Linked DNA regions of Homo sapiens: region 1 is linked to region 2. A link is a contact called in ENCODE Hi-C or POLR2A ChIA-PET data. All regions are on one chromosome and are shown on one strand. Each heading gives the region's core, a stretch centred on a gene start or an enhancer-like site at or near the end of the contact. The rest is flanking DNA. Distances are from core to core; before and after follow the strand shown.

What was found. Hi-C counts contacts between places; a loop is a spot of excess contacts on that map. ChIA-PET counts read pairs that join two places held with the same protein, here RNA polymerase II (POLR2A).
Region 1: a loop to region 2 is called in a map of posterior cingulate gyrus, with 5 times the contacts of the local background. The contact joins two enhancer-like sites. A Hi-C loop is called at or near these places in 1 of 168 maps with a recorded cell type or tissue (posterior cingulate gyrus). POLR2A ChIA-PET finds 5 or more read pairs at or near these places in 3 of 52 experiments (A673, Panc1 and activated CD4-positive, alpha-beta T cell).

Annotation. Positions count from the first base shown.
Region 1 is chr1:17,418,837-17,425,330 of GRCh38, reverse strand. It overlaps RCC2 (regulator of chromosome condensation 2), which reads left to right. Exons shown (of 13, transcript NM_018715.4): 5 at 2,495-2,626; 6 at 3,040-3,128; 7 at 4,503-4,617. Among named protein-coding and RNA genes, the nearest start is that of RCC2, 18 kb to the left of the region's middle. RefSeq lists enhancers at 2,526-3,280, 5,010-5,544. Within about 2 kb of position 1,339, at least 6 of the 41 ENCODE cell types and tissues checked have a DNase peak (open chromatin) inside an H3K27ac peak, as active enhancers do.
Region 2 is chr1:17,071,884-17,078,027 of GRCh38, reverse strand. It overlaps PADI2 (peptidyl arginine deiminase 2), which reads left to right. Exons shown (of 16, transcript NM_007365.3): 12 at 2,205-2,349; 13 at 3,079-3,172. Among named protein-coding and RNA genes, the nearest start is that of SDHB, 21 kb to the right of the region's middle. Within about 2 kb of position 2,432, at least 2 of the 41 ENCODE cell types and tissues checked have a DNase peak (open chromatin) inside an H3K27ac peak, as active enhancers do.

The sequences.
Region 1 (6,494 bases), core at 90-2,589, 350 kb before region 2:
ACGCAGCCCCTACTTCTTTGATTCCTTGTGTTTACACAAGGAACATTTTCCTGAATCTTCTGCCCGAAGCTTGATCTTTTCTGATACTGAGGTGTGTGAGTGTGTTAGGCAGGCTGTCCTTCCAGCAGACAGTTTCCTTCCTCTTTGAGGCACGATATGACATGAGACCTCTGTTGCTGCCACTTGAAATGCCACTGGCTTTTCTACCTCCCGCCTCATGTCATAGGATGCTGCGTCCCTGCCGCCATGGCCCTCGTGTCTGAGGTCTGCCCAAGTCTGGTCTGCAGGCTTGGCAGCTCACTGTCCGTGTTGTCTGCTTCTTAGGATATTTCCCCAGATACTTCAGTTTGCTTTTTTGGAGTTGTTCGGCTTTCCCTTCTGTTTTTCCTCACCTGGGCACTCGGGATGGGTTCCAGTTCTTCTGTTAGCCTCTGTCCACGGCACTGTCCTCTGCAGCCGGCCGGCCCATTCCTGCCCGTGTCCTCTTCCAGATCATTCCAATCATAGGGTATGGGCTAAGGCTCATTTTATCCCCAGCCCTTTTGGTGACTCCCGGCCTCTGCCTCCAGCGGGGCATATTGGCGTTTGTCCCCACCCTTTGTCGCTGGTCCTCTGGCTAGCTTTTAGTCCATATGACTGCATTTTTATTTTGGGCTGTTTGAACCGTTTTTTGTGATTTCATGAGCTGCTGTACCAAAGTCCAAATATATTAACATCTGTTGTCTTCCCTGCACATGGCTAATTTTGTAATTCTGTTGAAAAAAGCTAAAGTGTGTCTGGCCCAAATTTATACTTTATAGTCTCTTGATGACATGCTGACATTGCCACAGTTTTTGTTTTCTCCCGGTTGGCATAGATGTGTGTCCCTTCCCCCAGAGCACCCCTCCTACTTTGTGTTCCAACACTGAACACAGCCTTTTATGTCAGTGTTCCAAACTTAAAATACCTCAGTTCTGATCTCTCGCTGAGCTTCACTTGCGTGGTGGCTCTGAAAGCGCCCTCAGTTCTGACCCTGTGGGCAGGGACAATGTATGTCCCGCCATCAAGACGTGTGATCCCCGAGCAGACAGTGCAGTTGGTGAGGACAGGGTTGGAAGGTGTCACAGGCCCACTGCTCGCCACTCTAGAAGGCAGGGGGCGGCGTCTGGTGTGAGTAGAGTACCACGGGAGGGTGGCTGACGCATTGCTCATGTGGGGTCTCCATCTGTGGCCCGCTCACCCTGTCCTGCCGCATCTCAGTCCACTGAGACTTGCACTTGTTGCTCTGTATTCACATGCCTTTCACATGAACTTGGGCAGCTCCCATTGGAAGCTGGTGTATCTGCCTCTCCTGCTCGAGTGCCAGTGCTGGCCCTTCAGCCCGCCGTTCTTTAATTAGAGCGAGTCAGAGGCTGGTTTCCCTTCGTCGCAATTCCTTCTGTAGTCAGAGGCTGCTCCTGCAAGCCTTCTCCAGGACAGCTGGAACTCATCTTAATGGCTCTGCTGTCTGCCTTTATCACAACCTAAGGGTGAAAAGTTCATTGCTGGAGAAGGTTGCAAAACCCCCTAGAATTGCCCTGACTTCTCACCACTGTAAGATCTCCGTCAGTTTCCCCACGTCAGGTTACATGTGTGGTTTTTCTCTTATCGGGAGGGATCCGAGAGTGGCCGGTTGAATTTTTGTTTTGGAACTTGGTAGTTTGTGTTGAAACCTAGATGCGGTGTAGGGGCTCCCAGCCCTCCTTTTGGCCCACCCAACTTCCACGTCTGTTTGGAGTTGAATTTGGTTCTGCAGAGGACTTGGGGGTAGGGGTTGGCCCTCAGGCCTGCCTTCCGCTGGAATTCACAGATACAGGGCCTTGGTCGCACCTGCAGCAGTCCTGGAGGTGGGGCTGGGCGTGTTGTGTTGAGGGTGGATCTGTGCTTTGTCACCAGGGTTCCTGTGGCTGAGAGTCCTTGAGGGGCGATCCCTAGGGGTGGGATTGGCACTGTTATGTGAGCACCATTTACAGGGTAGAAAAAGGAAGAGAAATATTGGGCAGACACCAAATGGTCCTCAGTGGATGCCCAGAGCACCAAAGTGATTAAACTCTGGTGAGCCAGGTGTCAAAATGGGGTGCTGTCTTAAAATACATCTCAGAGGGTAGGGACGGGGTGGTTGTCTTGCAGGCACTCTAAGTGGGAACGGCGTGTTTCTGCGAGCATGCCCGCCTGTGCATGGTGTCCCTACCACACTGAGCCTCTCATTTCCCTTTGTAGCAGAGACGTGGGAGGTGTGCACGGGTGGTCCCGCTGCTGCCCCAGGGAAGGAGGTCCGGGGAGCTGCAGCAGGCGCCATTCCAGCGGGCAGAGGGCCGGGGCGTTCTTTGCTCTGGATCTTGGCTGTTGGGAATTTGGAGGGTACCTTCCAGAGACAGATGGGCATCATTTGAGAGTGTGTTTGTACTCGCCTTCTCCTGGTGGTGCCGCCTGGACCACCCTCTCTCTTTTCTACTTTCTCTCATGTGATCTGCAGGTCGAAATGAGAAGGGGCAGCTGGGACATGGTGACACCAAGAGAGTAGAAGCCCCTAGACTCATCGAGGGTCTTAGCCACGAAGTGATTGTGTCTGCAGCATGTGGGCGGAACCACACCTTGGCCTTGACGGGTAAGGAGGTGGCTGCTGGTGTCTCCTCTCAGTTTGGCAAGAGGCCAGGTGGTCTGCCTTGGGGATGGGGCGTGGGGTGGTGGAGTTCCCCTTGTGACTCTTGGTCAGGATCAGAAAGAGGCCCTGAGAACCTTGGCATGGAGTGGCTTCTTGAGGGCATTGGGAGCCTCCCCAGTGGCCATAGGAGGCCCATCTGGGAGTAGGAGACGCTGCCCTCTGTTTCTCTGCACACCCAGTTTCTGATGTGAAATGGCTTTGCTGTGAAGCGTCTGCACTGCCAGCTTTTGGGCAGTCTCACTTGCCTTCTGCCTGGCAAATGAGCTGTTTTTATTATTTTGATGCCTTTGATTCTAAATCTAGTTCAAAACATTCACCATTATCTTCCCTTTTGTGATATTTTTCCTTTCTTCCAGAAACGGGCTCCGTGTTTGCGTTTGGGGAAAACAAGATGGGGCAGCTGGGCCTTGGCAACCAGACAGACGCTGTTCCCAGCCCCGCGCAGGTGACCCCTCCTCAGCTCCGGCTCCATGGCTTTTTGTTTCTCTTTACTTTTGTGTTTGATTTTCTAAGGTGGGGTCTCCGTTTGAGTTAATTTACCCCTTGTAAAAACAGGGTCTGGATGTTTAGTTACATGCTGTAGAGTTTTTTTGTTTGTTTTTTTGTTTTTTGTTTTTTTTTGAGAACGGAGTTTCACTCTTTTTGCCCAGGCTGGAGTGCAATGGCGCAATCTCGGCTCACTGCAACCTCCGCCTCCCGGGTTCAAGTGATTCCCCGGCCTCAGCCTCTGGAGTAGCTGGGATTACAGGCATGTGCCACCACACCTGGCTAATTTTGTATTTTTAGTAGAGACGGGGTTTCTCCATGTTGGTCAGGCTGGTCTGGAACTCCTGACCTCAGGTGATCCACCCACCTCGGCCTCCCAAAGTACTGGGATTACAGGTGTGAGCCACTGCACACAGCCTTGCTATAGTTTTTAAAACAGGCTTAGTTTGTGGTCGGGTTGAAAACCATCCTGAAAACATTTTGTTTCCAAATGGAGAAATCTGTTAGAAATGCCTTGTCGTAAGCCTGTTCTGTTCCAAAGAAAGTGAGTGATGTTATATGGATGTAATTGTACTTCCCCCAAATACTTTGTTTTGACCTTGTATAAAGTCACCAGCCAGATGCTTAGAATACAAATACGAGATAGGCAGTCTTTTTTTTTTGGAGGGGAGACAGAGTCTCGCTCTGTTGCCAGGCTAGAGTGCAGTGGCGCGATCTCAGCTCACTGCAACCTCTGCCTCCCGGATTCAAGCGATTCTCCTGCCTCAGCCTCCCGAGTAGCTGGGACTACAGGCATGCTCCACCACGCCTGGCTAATTTTTGTATTTTTAGTAGAGATGGGGTTTCACCATGTTGGCCAGGATGGTCTCCATCTCTTGACTTCCTGATCTGCCTGCCTCGGCCTCCCAAAGTGCTGGGTGTGAGCCACCGCGCCCAGGAGATAGGCAGTCTTTTTTTTTCTAAGAAACTTGAGTTGGAGGGGTGAGATTTATACCTTAAAAACAAACTACTACTAAAGGCAGAAGAATGCTAAGTGCCTAATTAGTGGTCTAGGTGATGAAGGAAGGGAGGGACTTGGTTTTATTGATCTTAAAGAGACAGTGGCTAGGCTTTGAACTGCTCTGTGCTGGGAGGGTGGGGGTCTGAGGGTGCTTCTTTACATATCTTCTAAGCTTTGTGTTCTAGAAATGCCTTCAGCTTTTGCCTTCAGAATTACTGAGTTTATTAAACTTCCGTTTGTAACCTAGTAATTGTTTCCCACCAACATGCAGAGAGGTAGAGGCTTTTTATCAGTCTTTAAAAAAAATGAAAGTCTCCTTTCTTGTCTTTTCAGATAATGTACAACGGCCAGCCAATTACCAAAATGGCCTGTGGGGCTGAATTCAGTATGATAATGGACTGCAAAGGAAACCTCTATTCCTTTGGGTGCCCTGAATATGGTCAGCTGGGTATGGAAGTACATTTTTTAAAAGCTCTGTAATCTAACTGTATATATTCAGAACTAGAGATCAGTGTGGGGCTGCACACACGTGTTAGAAATGTGGGTAATTGATCTCAGATAATAGCCTTTGTCCGTTAAGTGGATCTCACGTTCAGCAGAACAGCGCGTCCTCATTCACAGGATTATGGAGTATTGCAACACTGCCTCAATGGAAAAGTTGGGACTGGAGTCCTACAAAAGATTTCTTTTTTTCTGATTTGGGAATTCATTTATATAAAGGGATTTCAAAGTTAAAAAAAAATCAGACCACCTTCATTCAATTTCACATTTAAAGATTATGCCTTTATTGAAAATGAGAAAATTACGGAAAATGAACGTTGTTCTGGAAACCCTGGCCTGGGCGATTATTTCGGGTTGCCACGTGAGGAGCCCTGGTGGACCCCCTCCCCGTGCGTCATCCCTAGCCAGAATCTAGTTGTCCAGAAACTTGTTTCTTCGATCTCATTGGTGGAAAAGGAGAATTCAGGCATCAGTTCTCAGTTAGTGGGGGGAGTGTCTTCCGACCTGATGGTCTCCATTCTCCTTCCCATCGGACCCTAAGTGCGGTTCCCTGAAGTGCGCTTCCCGGTTGTGGCTCTGCCTCCACTCCAGCCCCTCTGGGGAGGCCTCCGCGAGGTGTGGCGCGGGCGCCCTCTGCTGGCCGCGCGCGCTCCTGCAGCCGCAGCGCCTGGCAGATGGAAAAGGTAAAAATAGCGCCGAGCCCGCTGGCCTTAGCCTCGGGGAACAGTGACTTTGTGAAACTAAATATACTTCAAGTCAGAAGTGAATAAGAGAGAACAGCCCCTTACGCACATTTCACATTTCGCGTTGGTTGCCGTGGTGGAGCCCGAGACAGTTGGAGAGCGGTTTCCATGGCCACAGCCCTGCTGCGGTGCCCAGCAGCGGTCCGCTTCCTGCCACGTGCGCGCTCCTGCTGCCTTGGCCTCCCCTCTGCACCCCGGCAAGTCGATTTTCCGTCAGGAAGCATGACATGCTGTTGGTGATAAAAACGGCTCACTTTCATGGAGCAGTGACTGTGTGTGCCAGGCACCATGTAAGCACTTTGTACAAATTCGCAGGTGCTCAGTTACACTCAACTTGCAGGTAGTTTGGAAATCGGCTTGATTTGTAGCTACAGAATCGCTTATTCTCAGCGTATTACTTGCTTTAAGGCAGGTGTTTGTTTCGTTGTCCAAATCCAGATAGATCACTTTTAGAATGAACCTAAATCCGACTATGGCCGTGTCTCATCCACACACACTCATGCCTTGTGCCCCCTTTTTTGCAGTGCACTGAACTGGGCTGGGCAACGCCAAGATAAGAAAGACGGAGTCTCCCTCTGTCACCCGGGATGGAGTGCAGTGGTGTGATCTCAGTTCACTGCAACCTCCACCTCCTTGGTTCAAGCAATTCTCCTGCCTCGGTCTCCCAAGTAGTTGGGACTACAGGCGCCCGCTGCCACACCCAGCTAACTTTTTTTTGTATTTTTAGTAGAGACGGGGTTTCACCATGTTGACCAGGCTGGTCTCAAACGCTTGATCTCAAGTGATCTACCCGCCTCGGCCTCCCAAAGTGTTGGGATTACAGGCATGAGCCACCGTGCCCAGCCATGCCATTTAACTTTATTTTAAAGAGCTGTCACCCCTCTAGAGGGACAGGGAAGCCCGCTGTTCGATGTTTTCTGGAGTAGCTTCTGTCCTGTACTTCTGGAGAAAGCAGATGTGTGCAGCTCTTTAAAGGAGGTGGAAAAAGCAGTCACCAAATGTGCCTCCTCTCCTGTCTGGGAGTTGTGTCTGTTCAGTATCCACTGTGTCGATAGCAAATAAAAGGACTCTAATCATTTGT
Region 2 (6,144 bases), core at 1,183-3,682:
CAATGAATCCTCAGGGCTACCATACTTAAAAGAGGTATGAGCAGACGTGGTCCTGCCCCAGAAATGTGAGTCCCTGGCTCCCTGGCCTGTCCATGATTCTCCTCACTCCCTGCCCAGTTGACCCACCAGCCAGTGAAAAGACAGATTCTTCCTTGTCAGGGCAGTCGCTGGGGAAAGAGTGAATACCTTAGGTTCTCACGTCACAAAAGGGCTGCCAGGAGCCTGCACAGATGGGGTCAGCCAGGATTTGGCCGCCAGTTTCCTCCGAGCCACATGGGATGCTCAGCCTTCTGCGGGGAGGCCACTGGCACAGCCAGCGACTGTTTGCCCACTTTTGCCTCCTTCTCCCTCCACTCAGTGGCCACTCATTCACTCAGCAACCATTTCCTGAGCACCAGCCAAGTGCCAGGCCCTGTGTCAGGCACAGGGTCCCAAACAGGAAGCCCAGCCCCTGCCTTCAAGGAGATAGCAGAGGTCTCAGGCATGCAAATAGACCCTGATGAAATGGAGGGACTTGCAACGATAGAAAGAATAACAGGGAGTCAGGTCAGCCCAGGGAGTGGCCCTGAACCCCCTCGAGGAGCTCAGGGGCGGCCCTTAAAGACAAATATTTATTGAGAAACTACTCTGTGCCAGGCACTATTCTAGGCTCTGGGGATACAGCGGTGACCAGAACAGATGAAGTCCCAGCTCTCCGGGAGTTTATAGTTGGGTAAGGGCAGTACAGAAAATAAACATGGAATCAAGTAAATCAATTAGATAATTCTGAATGCTGATACATGCAATGGAGAAGATAAAACAGGGTGACATGATAAAACATTCCTGGGGACAGGGGTGCCTTAGCTGTTGTTTTTTTGAAGATGTGACTAGAGTTGAGGCTTGGATGTTAAGAAGTAGGCAGCCATCAGGAGATTGTAAAGGAAGCGCATTCCATACAGAAGGAACAGCAAAGGGAAAAGCCCCAAGGGATAGCAAGTGTAGCAGGTGGCTGGAGCAGACAGAACCGGGGGAAGGGAGGGAAGCGAGGGAGGAGGGCTGGCCAGGAGCCAGATCAGAAAGGAATTTGTTGGCCACCCTAAGGAGCTAGGGTTATCTTCGGAGGATAATGGAGAGATTGCAGACCTTGGGGGGTCTAGAAATGAGGAAGGGCTGGCCGGGAGCGGTGGCTCACACCTGTAATCCCAGCACTTTGGAAAGCTGAGGTGGGCAGATCACGAAGTCAAGAGATCGAGACCATCCTGGCCGACATGGTAAAACCCCATCTCTACTAAAAATGCAAAAAAATTAGCTGGGCGGGGTGGTGGGCACCTGTAGTCCCAGCTACTTGGGAGGCTGAGGAAGGAGGATCGCTTGAACCAGGGAGGGAGATATTGCAGTGAGCTGAGATCATGCCACTGCACTGGTGACAGAGTTAGACTCTGTCTCAAAATACAAAAAACAAACACACACAAAAAAAGAAATGAGGAAGGGCTTCCTGGAGGAGGTTTCTCTTGAACTGATTAAAGATTAAAGTAAGTCCAGGCACAGTGGCTCACACCTGTAATCCCAGCAGTTTGGGAGGCCAAGGAGGGCGGATCATGAGGTCAGGAGTTCAAGACCAGCTTGGCCAACATGGTGAAACCCTGTCTCTACTAAAAATGCAAAAATTAGCCGGGCGTGGTGGCACACGCCTGTAGTCCCAGCTACTCAGGATGCTGAGGCAGGAGAATTGCTTGAACCCGGGAGGCAGAGGTTGCAGTGAACCAAGATCATGCCACTCTACTCCAGCCTGGGCAACATAGCAAGACTCCATCTCGGGGGAAAAAAAAAAGATTAAAGTAAGTAGAAGTTAATGTAGCAAAGAGGCACATGGATGAGGGCAGATTTTGGAGCCCTCCTGTGCCCTAGCCCCGTCCAGCAGGCCAGGTGGGACTCCCGCACACAAAAGGTAGCCTCTGCACACTCACTGGCACCCTCAAGGGCTGAAGCCTGGGCTCCCTGCCCTTCACACAGGCCGCAGCTGCAACTCACACCTACTCTTTCCCCTGGGACTCAAACGCCTTACTGCCTGCGCCAGGGTCTCTTAACCCAACCTAGTCTCCTTCCTGGGACTTCTCTGCTGATGTCACTCTGGGTCCGAGGTGGGTCCCAGAGACCAAACTCCTCTTGCAGGCCCTCTGGTGCGGTGGGTAATTTGCTGAAACTCCTCTTCCTCCCTTCTCCAGGTCTGGTGGTCGGAGGATGACCAAGGTGGTGCGTGACTTCCTGAAGGCCCAGCAGGTGCAGGCGCCCGTGGAGCTCTACTCAGACTGGCTGACTGTGGGCCACGTGGATGAGTTCATGTCCTTTGTCCCCATCCCCGGCACAAAGGTAAGCTAGCCTCCCGAGGCTGGAGTGAATGGGGTAGCAGCAAACCAATATATTACCCGCCCCTGCCAGCAGAGGGCAAGAGCTAGAGGAACTCGACAGCATAAAGGAAGGAGGAAGTAGGCTGAAGCTGGTTTGCATGTTGTTGCTGTGGCAGGTAAAATTTTAACCCCATAAATCCAAAATGTTAGCATTGCAACACATAATCAGCCTAAAAATTATTAACGAGAGATTTAAATTCTTTTCTCATACTAAATCTTCAAAATCTGGCAAAGATTTTACTCACATGACACACCTAAATTCAGACTAGCCACAGCTCAAGTGTTCAATAGTCACATAAGGCTAGTGGCTATTGTGTTGGTGGTAATGCTCTAGAGAGAAATAGGTTATGCACCTGTGGCACTGGAAAGAGGTTCTTTCATTTTCTTATGGGTACAACTTCATACCCTGGAAATTCTCTGCAAATTGTGTGGCTGCTTGGCAACTTGGAGATGTCCTGTCCAAGTCCACCTTTGACTCTGAGCCTTGATCTGGTGACATTGCTGAGGTAGAGGAAAGGTGAGAAATATTCCTCTGAAGCAGAGAACACCCTCCCCGTCAGCCTTTGCCACTCGGCATGGGAGGCCTGAGGCAATGAGCAGGCAAGGCACTGGGTCCTCAGCGCAGGGCCTCCCCGTGCTCCTTGGGTGCCTTCCCACTGCTGACTCTGTCCCTCTGGACTGTCTCTTGCAGAAATTCCTGCTACTCATGGCCAGCACCTCGGCCTGCTACAAGCTCTTCCGAGAGAAGCAGAAGGACGGCCATGGAGAGGCCATCATGTTCAAAGGTGAGTGGCCACAGGGCCTTGACAGGAAGTGGCGAGCTGGAGGCCCCAGAGAGACCCTCGGGAGGGTGGGGCAGATAAGCACTTTGTCCCTGAGCACCCAGCTCCACTTCCCTGGGTGTCTGGCCCGATCGGGGGTTTGTGAGGTCGCCATGCTGGGAAGCACCTCTGGCCTCCTGTGACCCTTGCTGTGGCTGGGTGGACTGTGAGCTGCCCACAGCTCCTTAGTGTCACCAGCAGTGCATAGCGCATCTTCAAGCCCTAGCGTATACTTTAAATGGCACCAGACCCAGTGGAGGGTTAAATGGTTGAAAACTGACATGCAGCTGGGTCTGGTGGCTCATGCCTACAATTCCAACACCTTTGGAGGCTGAAGAAAGAGGATCACTTGAGTCCAGGAGTTCGAGACCAATCTGGGCAACATAGTGAGAGCCCCATTTTTATAATACTTTTTTTTTTTTTTTTTGAGACAGAGTTTCGCTCTTATTGCCCAGGCTGGAGTGCAATGGTGAAATCTTGGCTCACTACAACCTCCGCCTCCCAGGTTCAAGCGATTCTCCTGCCTCAGCCTCCCAAGTAGCTGGGATTACAGGCAGGCACCACTATGCCCAGCTAATTTTTTTTTATTTAGTAGAAACTGGGCTTCACCATGTTGGTCAGGCTGGTCTTGAACTCCTGTCCTCAGGTGATCCACCCGCCTCAGCCTCCCAAAGTGCTGGGATTACAGGCATGAGCCACCACACCCAGCCTCTCTATAATAAAAATTTTGAAAAAGAAAAGGAAACTGATGTGCAATCTGCATTCAAGGAGCTTGTATTTTAGAAAGAGAGATAGAAAATAGATGCAATACAATTTAGGGACAGGAAGAAAAGTGGACTTTAGTGGGCAAAAGGCATGGTCAGACATCGTGGTTGTCAGTCCAGAAGTGAGACATTATCTTCTACGTTTAGACATTCACATAATTGGGACAGACATAGTCGGGATGAGGTTTGCATTTGAATTAATCACGGAAAGAGGGAAAGATGATCAGGTGGAGACAACCAGCCAGGTTAGAGACACCATGCCAATTCCTCATACTTCTTTTTTTTCTTTTTCAACTTCTATTTTAGATTTAGGGGGTACATGTGCAGGTTTGTTACCTGGGTGTATTGTGTGATTTGGGGTATGAATGATCCCATCACGCAGGTACTGAGCATAGTAGACAACAGTTAGTCATTCAACTCTTTCCCTCCTCTCTCCCTCCCCACTCTAATAGTCCCCAGTGTTTGCCATTGCCATCCTTATGTCCAACATGTTTTTTATTGTGATAAAATATACCTAATCTAACACATTTGTTATTTTAACCACTTGTAAGGACACAGTTCCGGGACATTAAATACATCTACAATGCTGACTAACCATCAGCACTCTCTATATCCGTTATACTTTTTTTTTTTTTTTTTGAGACACAGTCTCACTCTGTCGTCCAGGCTGGAGTGCAGTGGTGCCATCTCGGCTCACTGCAAGCTCCGCCTCCCAGGTTCAAGCCATTCTCCTGCCTCAGCCTCCCCAGTAGCTGGGATTACAGGCGCCCGCCACCACGCCCGGCTAATTTTTTGTATTTTTAGTAGAGGTGGGGTTTCACCATGTTAGCCGGGATGGTCTCAATCTCCTGACCTCATGAACCACCCGCCTCGGCCTCCCAAAGTGCTGGGATTACAGGCGTGAGCCACCATGCTCGGCCTATTTTTTTCTTAAATTACTTTTGTCACTTTTCAGGTTGGTATCCATAATATATCTCATGCCTGAAAGCCTGAGTTCCCGCAGCTGGTTGATACTTACATGACTGCCCCTCAGATCCAAAGACAGTGTTCCTGACTGTCACTGGTGTCTAGGACAGACAAGACCAATTTAACACCACCACCCTTTTTAAATTCCCCACTGATGGGAAGTTTGTTCTTGGATTGGCAAGCTTGAGTCCTGACTTCCTGGAGGCTTCCTCTCTAATATTAAACATACCCTCAAAAACTACCCATAGGATATAGGGACCATTATTTTTGTACAAATAGGGGCAAGCAGTGCCCCAGATTTCTCTTTGTATTTTAGAAAGAGAGATAGAGAGAAAATAGATAGAATACAGTTTGGGGACAGGAAGAAAACTGGACTTTGATGGACAGAAGGCATGGTCAGGCATCGTCATTGTCAGTTCAGGAGTGAAACATTATCTCCTGGACTTAGACATTCATGTAATTGGGACAGACAGAGAGAGGATGCGCGGATGTGCAGTCAGCAGAGAGTAGAAGCACATAGGAGACCTGGGGAGGAAGGTGAACCAGGCAATGCCAAAGAGCCAAGATCTCCGCTGGACCAGAGCCCACAATGTTTGGGGAAAACACATCCCTTTAAAAGATGATAAAAACTACAGACTTGCCCTCCAGAAAAATGCTTATATCAATCTATCTCCTGAACTTGGATCAGTTTTAGAAAATCACAGATCCCTAAAGTTTTCTGTTTCTACCTGGACCCTCCCTTCTGAGTCCCTAAGCCTCAAAGATTACATCCGGCTTGTAGCTGGGCATCTTTACTGCTGTCCAGTTATAAACCTGGGAAGTGCAATGGACCAGCAGTCTCTTCCCAGATGAGGCCAAAATAAATAAACAAATAATAGGTTAAGAGCATAGGCTCTGGAATCAGACTGCCTGATCTGCACACCAACTCTGCCGCTTGCTAGATGTAAGTCCTGAGACAAGTCACATAACTTCTCTGTGCCTCAGTTTCCTCATTTTTCAGGGTAGTGACTACCCCATAGAAATGTGGGGAGGATCCATGAGTTAATTCAATGTAAAGCGTTTAGAAGAGCGTCGGCCACATAGTAGGTGCTCATTGAGCATTAGGCATTACTAATCAAGCTGGAAGCCACATAAGCCATCGTGTGGTACAGGAGGAAAACGCAGGCCACTCCAGAGCAGCAGCCAAGATGAGGCAGCTCTGGAAAA